Regions from separate parts of the Homo sapiens genome. Here region 1 is linked to region 2. Evidence: chromatin loops called from intact Hi-C (ENCODE). Cell type or tissue: ovary. All regions are shown on one strand. Each heading gives the region's core, and the rest is flanking DNA. Links, peaks and the distances in the headings are about the cores only.

The links. A loop is a pair of places that touch in the nucleus more often than their neighbours do. Peaks named below come from ENCODE experiments on the same cell type or tissue, not always from the same donor. Only the 100,000 strongest peaks of a DNase experiment are listed, where the experiment ranks them.
Region 1: it touches region 2 in a loop (3-fold over the local background); 60 of 110 quality-filtered maps call a loop at or near these places.

Annotation. Positions count from the first base shown.
Region 1 is chr1:8,832,677-8,837,071 of GRCh38, forward strand. No RefSeq gene overlaps it. Among named protein-coding and RNA genes, the nearest start is that of RERE, 17 kb to the left of the region's middle. In ovary, for the core only: no CTCF peak of the experiment used is centred there; no DNase peak of the experiment used is centred there.
Region 2 is chr1:8,569,011-8,573,405 of GRCh38, forward strand. The region is part of intron 4 of RERE (arginine-glutamic acid dipeptide repeats); the gene reads right to left. Among named protein-coding and RNA genes, the nearest start is that of SNORD128, 76 kb to the left of the region's middle. In ovary, for the core only: a CTCF peak has its summit at 2,315 (motif pointing left); no DNase peak of the experiment used is centred there; H3K27ac peaks cover 2,052 bases.

The sequences.
Region 1 (4,395 bases), core at 215-4,214, 260 kb after region 2:
TGGCGCGATCTCGACTCACTGCAACCTCCACCTCCCAGTTCAAGTGATTCTCTTGCCTCAGCCTCCCAAGTAACTGGGACTATAGACGTGCACCACCACACCCGGCTTATTTTTGTATTTTTAGTAGAAACAGGGTTTCACCATGTTGGCCAGGCCGATCTCGAACTCCTGACCTCTGGTGATCTGCCCGCCTAGGCCTCCCAAAGTACTGGGATTACAGGTGTGAGCCACTGCACCTGGCCTAAAGTTTTTTGTTTTTGTTTTTGTTTTCCTGGGCACAGTGGCTTAATGCCTGTAATCCTAGCACTTTGGAAGGTCGAGGCAGGCAGACTGCTTGAGCCCAGCAGTCTAAGACCAGCCTGGGCAACATGGCAAAAACTCATCTCTACAAAAAACAAAAAAATACAAAAAATTGGCGACATGTGGTGGTGCACACCTGTAATCCCAGCTACCCAGGAGGCTGAGGTGGGAGGATCACCTGAGCTAGGGAGGTCAAGGCTGCAGTGAGATGAGATTGTGCCATTGTACATCAGCCCGGGTGACGGAGTGAGATGCTGTCTCAAAATAAAATAAAATAAAATAAAATAACGCTGGGCGTAGTGGCTCATGGCTGTAATCCTAGCGCTTTGGGAGGCTGAGGCAGGCAGGTTGCCTAAGCTCAGGACATCGAGACCAGCCTGGGCAACACAGTGAAACCCTGTCTCTACTAAAATACAAAAAATTAGCCAGGTGTGGCAGCGTGCGACTCTAGTCCCAGCTACACGAGAGGCTGAGACAGGAGAATTGCTTGAACTCAAGAGGCGGAGGTTGCAGTGAGCCGAGATGGTGCCACTGCACTCCAGCCTGGGCAACAGAGTGAGACTCTGTCTCCAAAAAAATAAATAAATAAAAAATTAAAATTAAAAAAGTTTTTAAGAGAGATGAAAAATGACATTGGTCAGAAATTCAGAAATACATGAAGAAAGGAGGAACATTAGAGAAGGAATAAGTGAAGATAAAATAATCTTACATGAAGTGACACAAAAAAATCTAAGGAATAAATATATGTTGAAGGAGAAAGTTAACACACAAAAAGACATTTATAGAATGGCACCATTCATATGAATTATAAAAACATACTAAACAGGCTGGGCGTGGTGGCTCACACCTGTAATCCCAGCACTTTGGGAGGCAGAGGCAGGCAGATCACGAGGTCAAGAGATCGAGACCATCCTGGCAAACACAGTGAAACCCCGTCTCTACTAAAAATATTTTTTAAAAAAATTAGCCAGGCATGGTGGCAGGCACCTGTAGTCCCAGCTACTCAGAAGGCTGAGGCAGGAGAATGGTATGAACCTGGGAGGTGGAGCTTGCAGTGAGCCGAGATCGCGCCACTGCACTCCAGCCTGGGGGACAGATCAAGACTCCATCTCAAAAAAAAAAAAAACATACTAAACAATGCCATATGTACTCTATGGATATATATAAGTACACACATCTTCTCTAAGAAGAGTGAAACCAACTTCAGGATCAGTTACCTCTGGGGAGGGTGGCAGGAAGGCAATGTGAGAAGAATCTTTTTTTTTTTTTTTTTTTGAGACAGTCTTGCCCTGTCTCAATGGCACAATCTCGGCTCACTGCAAACTCCACCTCCTGGGTTCAAGTGATTCTCCTGTCTCAGGCTCCCAAGTAGCTGGGACTACAGGCACACGACACCACACCTAGCTAATTTTTGTATTTTTAGTAGAGATAGGGTTTCACCATATTGGTCAGGCTGGTCTCGAACTCCTGACCTGAGGTGATCCACCCACCTCAGCCTCCCAAAGTGCTGGGATTACAGGCGTGAGCCACTGTGCCTGGCCGAGAAGAATCTTTTGGCTGTAGTTGTAATATCTTATTTATTTATTTTTTGAGATGGAGTCTCGCTCTGTCACCCAGGCTAGAGTGCAGTGGCACGATCTTGGCTCACTGCAAACTCCGCCTCCCAGGTTCAAGGAATTCTCCTGCCTCAGCCTCCCGAGTAGCTGGACTACAGGCATGTGCCACCATGCCCGGCTAACTTTTTATTTTTAGTAGAGATGAGGGTTCACCATCTTGGCCAGGCTGGTCTCAAACTCCTGACCTTGTGATCCGCCCGCCTCAGCCTCCCAAAGTGCTGGGATTTCAGGCGTGAGCCACCACGCCCAGCCTTATTTATTATTTTTGAGACAGTGTCTCACTCTGTCACCCAGGCTGGGGTGCAGTGGTGCAATCTCATTTCAGTGCAGCCTCACCTAACTGGCTCAGGTGATCCTCTCACCTCAGCCTCCTGGGTAGCTGGGATTACAGGCATGCACCACCACACCCAGCCATATTTTATTTATTTAGAAACTATCTCAGGCTGGGCACAGTGACTCATGCCTGTAATCCCAGCATTTTGAGAGGTGGAGGTGGGCAGATTGCTTGAGCTCAGGAGTTCGAGACCAGCCTGGGCAACATAGAAACCCCATCTCTACAAAAAATAGAAAAACTAGGCCGGGTGCGGTGGCTCACGCCTGTAATCCCGGCACTTTGGGAGGCCAAGACAGGTGGATCACCTGAGGTCAGGAGTTTGAGACCAGCCTGACCAACATGGTGAAACCCCATCTCTACTAAAAATACAAAATTAGCAAGGCATGGTGGTGGGTGCCTGTAGTCCCAGCTACTTGGGAGGCTGAGGCAGGAGAATCACTTGAACCTGGGAGGCGGAGGTTGCAGTGAGCTGAGATCGTGCCATTGCACTACAGCCTAGGTGACAAGAGCAAAACTCCATCTCAAAAACAAAAAAAAAAATTTTTTTTTAATTAGCCGTGTGTGGTGGTACACGCCTGTGATCTCAGCTACTCGGGAGGTAGACGTGGGAAGATCTCTTGAGCCCAGGAGTTTAAGGCTGAAGTGAGCCATGATCTTACCACTGAGCTCCAGCCTGGGAGACAGAGTAAAAAAAAGAGTGTCGTCCACGTTTATTTTTAAATTTTTTCTTTTTTTTTGAGACGGAGTTTCACTCTTGTTGCCCGGGCTAGAGTGGAATGGCGCGATCTCAGCTCACTGCAGCCTCCACCTCCTGGGTTCAAGTGATTCTCTTGCCTCAGCCTCCTGAGTAGCTGGGATTATAGGCACCCACCGCCACCCCCAGCTAATTTTTTGTATTTTCAGTAGAAATGGGGTTTCATCATGTTGGCCAGGCTAGTCTCAAACTCCTGACCTCAGGTGATCCACCCACCTCGGCCTCCTGAACTGCTGGGATTATTGGCGTGAGCCACCAAGCCTGGCCTTTAAATTTTTTTTTAACAGACAGGGTCTCACTGTGTTGTTGAGGCTTGAGTGGTGCACATTTTAAGAAAAAAAGGCGTAAGTAACTTTGTTTCCCAACGTCTAAGGCAAGGTTTCTGATTCTGATTCCAGGGATTCCTCAAGTGCCCATAAACCCCTGGAAATTATGTAAAAGGAATGCGAGGGTGTCTATGTATATCTGTGTATGTGTGTGCACACGGGTGTCAGCACGTGACATGCACATTTTTTGGGGAGTTAGAGCCACAGCACTTGATGGGGTTTCAAAGGGAGTCCATGTCTCAGAAGATGGCTACAAACCACTGCTCTGAAGGCAAGGTCATCCAGGGAATGGCTGCTTAGAGCTTTCCTCTCTCCACGGTGTGCGGACTTGGGAATCTGGCCGCTCCTTTTTCTGCTCACAGGCTGTCTTTCTGCATGCTTTCCACTGATGCGAGGGTGGGGACTTCTCTCAGCCCGAACCGTTTGCTCCACTGTCTCATGACATGAAAACAAATGTGCACGAAACAGCCCATTCATTAAAAGAATCATGCGAAGAATGACCTCCGCCTGCAGTAGTCATCAAATAACAGAATAATTCAGGGCTGGAGGGGTAGGGAGGGGACATCAAGATGCAGAGATCTCATTTGTCTTTTCATTCTGGCAGTTTGGCTCAGAATGACCAAATGTTCATAGAAATATGAACCCTGTAACGACGGCATTTAAAACTCCAAATATTTTAATCCTTGAACATATATGGGATGCATTGTGTTGGACTAACTTCAGATCTGGGTAACTAAAGATTTCTCTAATTGGAAATAAATAGTAAAAGAAATTATATTTGAGACCAGGTGCGGTGGCTCACACCTGTAATCCCAGCACTTTGGGAGGCCAAAGTGGGCAGATCACTTGAAGTCAGGAGTTTGAGACCAGCCTGGCCAACATGGTGAAACCCCATCTCTACTAAAAATACAAAAATTAGCAGGGCGTGGTGGCGGGTGCCTGTAGTCCCAGCTACTCAGGAGGCTGAGGCAGGACAATCACTCGAACATGGGAGGCAGAGGTTGCAGTGAGCCGAGAATGTGCCTTCACTCCAGCCTGGGCAACAGAGCAAGACTCTGTCTCAAA
Region 2 (4,395 bases), core at 286-4,285:
TACCCTTGGACCTCCAAAATCTGCTGACCAAACACAAAAATGAATCCCATTCTAAACAGTATTCTCCCAGCAGCTCTGGTTTTATCAGATCAACATTCTGAAGCACAAATTTTCTCTTTGGTCCAAAGGATTTCTCCCATAAAGGAAGAAAAAAATAGCTATTCGTAGAGAGTGTAATAAGAAATTGTCAAATTCCCCCTTAATCCCTACTAAAGCTTTAAACAGTCCATTAAATTTCTTTAAAAGCAAAAAAAAAAAAAAAAGAGTACAAATATCACAAAATTTGACATTTTTGTAATAATACTTTGGTTGTTGTTTGGTGACGGCGGTGATGGCAGTGATATTATTCATTTGGAGGGAATTAATGACTTCTTACACATGACATAGCCAGAAAAGTTACAGAGCTCAACCACACATCAATGGTGGGGTCAGACTTTGCGGTAATGAGCAGGATGTCAAAGAAAGGGTGGGGAATTTCTCACATTATTTAACATCACATTATTTTATAAGTAAGACTTACCAACTTATGATTAAAGATACATGGCAGAGATTTTACAATTAAAAACCGATGATGAGCTACCATGATAATATTTCCTTGAGGTTGGGCACAGTGGCTCACATCTGTAATTCCAGCACTTTGGAAGGCAGAGGCATGAAGACCGCTTGAGCCCAGTAGTTTGAGACTAACTTGGACAACAAAGTCAGACTCTGCCTTTACAAAAAATTTAAACATTAGACAGGCATGGTGTCATGCTCTTGTAGTCCCAGTTATTCTGGAGACTGAGGCGGTAGGATCTCCTGAGCCCAACAGCTAAAGGCTGCAATAAGCTATGATGGCACTGCCACACTCCAGCCTGGGTGACAGAGCTAGACCCTGTCTTAAAAAAAAAGAAAATATTTTATTGACTCAATACACTTTTTACAGAAGGACCTCTCAAACATCTTAAGCTTCAAGATTCCTTAGATTCTTAAAAATTATTAAAGAGTCAAAGAACATGGGTTATAGCTTATCAGTACTTACTGTATTTAAAAATAAAAAAATTTCTGGCTGGGTGCGGTGGCTCATGCCTGTAATCCCAGCACTTTGGGAGACTGAGGCGGGCGGATCACGAGGTCAAGAGATCGAGACCATCCTGGCCAACATGGTGAAACCCCGTCTCTACTAAAAATACAAAAATTAGCTGGGCATGGTGGCTCGTGCCTGTAGTCCCAGCTACTCAGGAGGCTGAGGCAGGAGAATTGCTTGAACCGGGGAAGTGGAGGTGAAAGTGAAATTGCGCCACTGCACTCCAGCCTGGCGACAGAGTGAGACTCCATCTCAAAAAATAATAATAATAAAAATAAAAAAATAAATTTTTTTGTAATTTATGAATTCATTAATAACAGTAATAAACCCACTACATGCTCGTGTTAACATAAATAATTATAACAAATAACTATAATTTTTAGAACGAACATAATGTAGGAAATGAGTAACACTTTTATTTCTGCAAATCTCTTTTACTTCTGGCTTAATAAGAAAACAGATTCCCATATCTACTTCTGCTTCTGTATTCAATCTGTTGAGCTATATCACACATCATTTAGCCTTTTGTGGAATGCACTGTACACTCCTGAGAGAATGACAGTGAAAAAAAGCAAATGACGTCTTGGTATCATTATGAAAACAGTTCAACCCTACAGACCCCTGGACCATAGTTAAGAATGGCTGGTCTCTGAGATGAAGTCGACAAGCTGCACAGATGGCTCCAGGTGCCCTCTCTTTTAGACACAATCATTTAAATAAAAAGTATGCTCCCGAAACAGCACAATGACTAGAGATTTTAAGGCACAAATTCATTTAGATGTCAGATACTATTAAAAAAGATTTCATTATTATTTATACAACCAAACACTCCAGACATTCCAGTAGAGAGCAGAAGTTACACAAGAAGAAAAATCTAAATAGGAAGCTCTCATTGTCAAATTTAAGGTATCTTTCCAAAAACTGAGCTCAGGATATAAAAGAAATATTTAAAGCTTGATTCAAACAAGTATTTGTCTACATTAAAAAGGTATACTACTTTAAAACAACGGTGAACCCTTGAAGCTGAAAGCATGCAGAAAATAATAACCTAGATAATTTCCGCTATTCCAGGCAACTTTCTGGCCATTTCAAAAATGATACTGCTTCCTACCTGAGAAAACTGGCATCATTAAACAAAACCTTTAAGAAAAAGAAAGATATTAGCTTACAATGTTAACTGAATCATATCTTTTATAATGACTAATATACCTAATTTATGTGAATCTAGCAATATTCCGCCCTCTCCTGGTGATATGCTTTTTGTACCACTGCTGTCTGAATTAAACCCTGAGTGTAGAGTTGGTAACACAGTAAAGTAATTTTTAGCAACACAAATATTTGCACTTTTAAGAAGCACTAGAGACACAGTTTTAGAAATTACTGACTCAAAAGTTGGCCTGCATAATAGGAATCCAAGTACAGCCAGCAACTTACCAATAAACAAATTCAAATAGTTGGATAAGAAAAGGGAAAATCAGCAGGAACACTAAAAAATTATATTTTCCTGGTTTACGTAAATCAGTCTGTCTTATCTTAAATATCTTAATTATTTCTTCTCTTCCTTTAACTTAAACCAAAACAAAGACGGTAACCTTTAATACTAGTTAGTCTATTTATAACCGTTCCATCTACAAACATTTTTCTAATACAAACATGCCCTGATAGCTTATCTTGGTGCACATGCCAGACAACAAAGGCCCACTGGCCTGCTGGAGAGGAGAAATGGAAAGCAGGAAATGAGAAGCCTTAGTTAATCTCCAAATAATCGATCAGTGTATTCAGTCAAGTGTGAGCTGAGCTGGGAAAATGCTGCTTTAAAAAAGAAAGAAAGAAAATCAAAGAGCATGTGACTGGAGCCACAATTCATTTTAAAATAGGGTAATTTTTGTCAAAAAGATTCTGCATCACGTTCAAGCACCAACAACAACATACGGAAATGTTCATATCTTCTGCAGTAAGACCCCTTCCTTTAAAATCTCTTGTCATCTTTTTTCAAAAACAAGTTCCAACTTTTGGGCTTTGTTTCTTATTTCAGTTTATCTTAATTATTGAGGTATAATTTACATACACACAATAAAATTAACTTATTTTGTTTCTACTAGTTTTGACAAATGTATAGAGTTGTGTAACCTCCACCAAAATCAAGATAGGCAACATTCCCATTACCACAAAAAGACCAACTTCCATTACAGAATCAACATTTGCTGTGATGAAAAGGCTTTGGGTGCCAGTGTTGCCAGAAAAGCAACATTCTAATCTAACTTCCTTCCTCCATTTTAGCACACAGAGAAGTTAATATGGAGAAAAACAATTCAGAGTCTGCTGTGACTCTTCTATCTATTGCTAGAGAATACTACAGACAGGAATCCCATGATCTTTAAATCAAGTAATCGGCTAGATAAAACTTCTGGGCTAAGAGGTAATATGGTCTCAGGAAATTCCTAGAACATACAACAGTTTTAGCGACAAGTGATATAAAAATAAACAAAAATAATTTCAAATTAGATCTGAGATATACTTTCCTCAAACTATATAAGGAATATTTATTGGGCATCTGCTAGGCACCAGACACTGTTCTGGAGATGGTTGCTGAGTATATAGAAGTGGGAAAAACAGGAAGTCCCAGTCCTGGTAGAACTTCCATTCCAATGGAGGAGAAGACCCCTTACCAATTCCCCCAACCCTCTCCTCTAAAATGTCCAATAACGGTTAAGTGCTTTTAGAAAGTTATGATGAATGAAATCTGCCACTTAGTAACCATAAATCCTAGGCAAGTAACATTTATTTACACTGTTATTTAATCTCTTTGGATATTATTTTCCTTAAAATTAGTGGTCTTCTCAAAAGTACTTCAGGATAGCAGGAAAAACTGTATTGTGACCTGATATGTCATATACAGAGACAGGTTTAAATAACCCTAATGATTCCATACACCAGTTTCTCTACCTACAGGACCTAGGAGGAAACCTAAATGTCTTGCTTGCTTGCTATCCTGAGCGTGTTCATGAAAACTCCCAAAGGTGGCTCTACTTTCTTGCTTTATCTTTCTTATTTTTCTTTTTAAAGTTTTATTATGAAATATTTGACAGGCAGAAAGGTATAAAAATAACAGAACCATCTGTACCAAACATACCTAAAGCAACAAAAACATTATCGAACCTAAAGAAGCTGCCTGTGGAACCTGCCTACAGCCCAGAGGTAACCACCACCTTGAATTCACTGATCATTCCCATCCAGTACTTCATGCTTTTACTTAATATATATATATAACTAAAAATACATAAGGTATTATTTTGCATGTTTTTATACTGTACATAAATGACACTAGA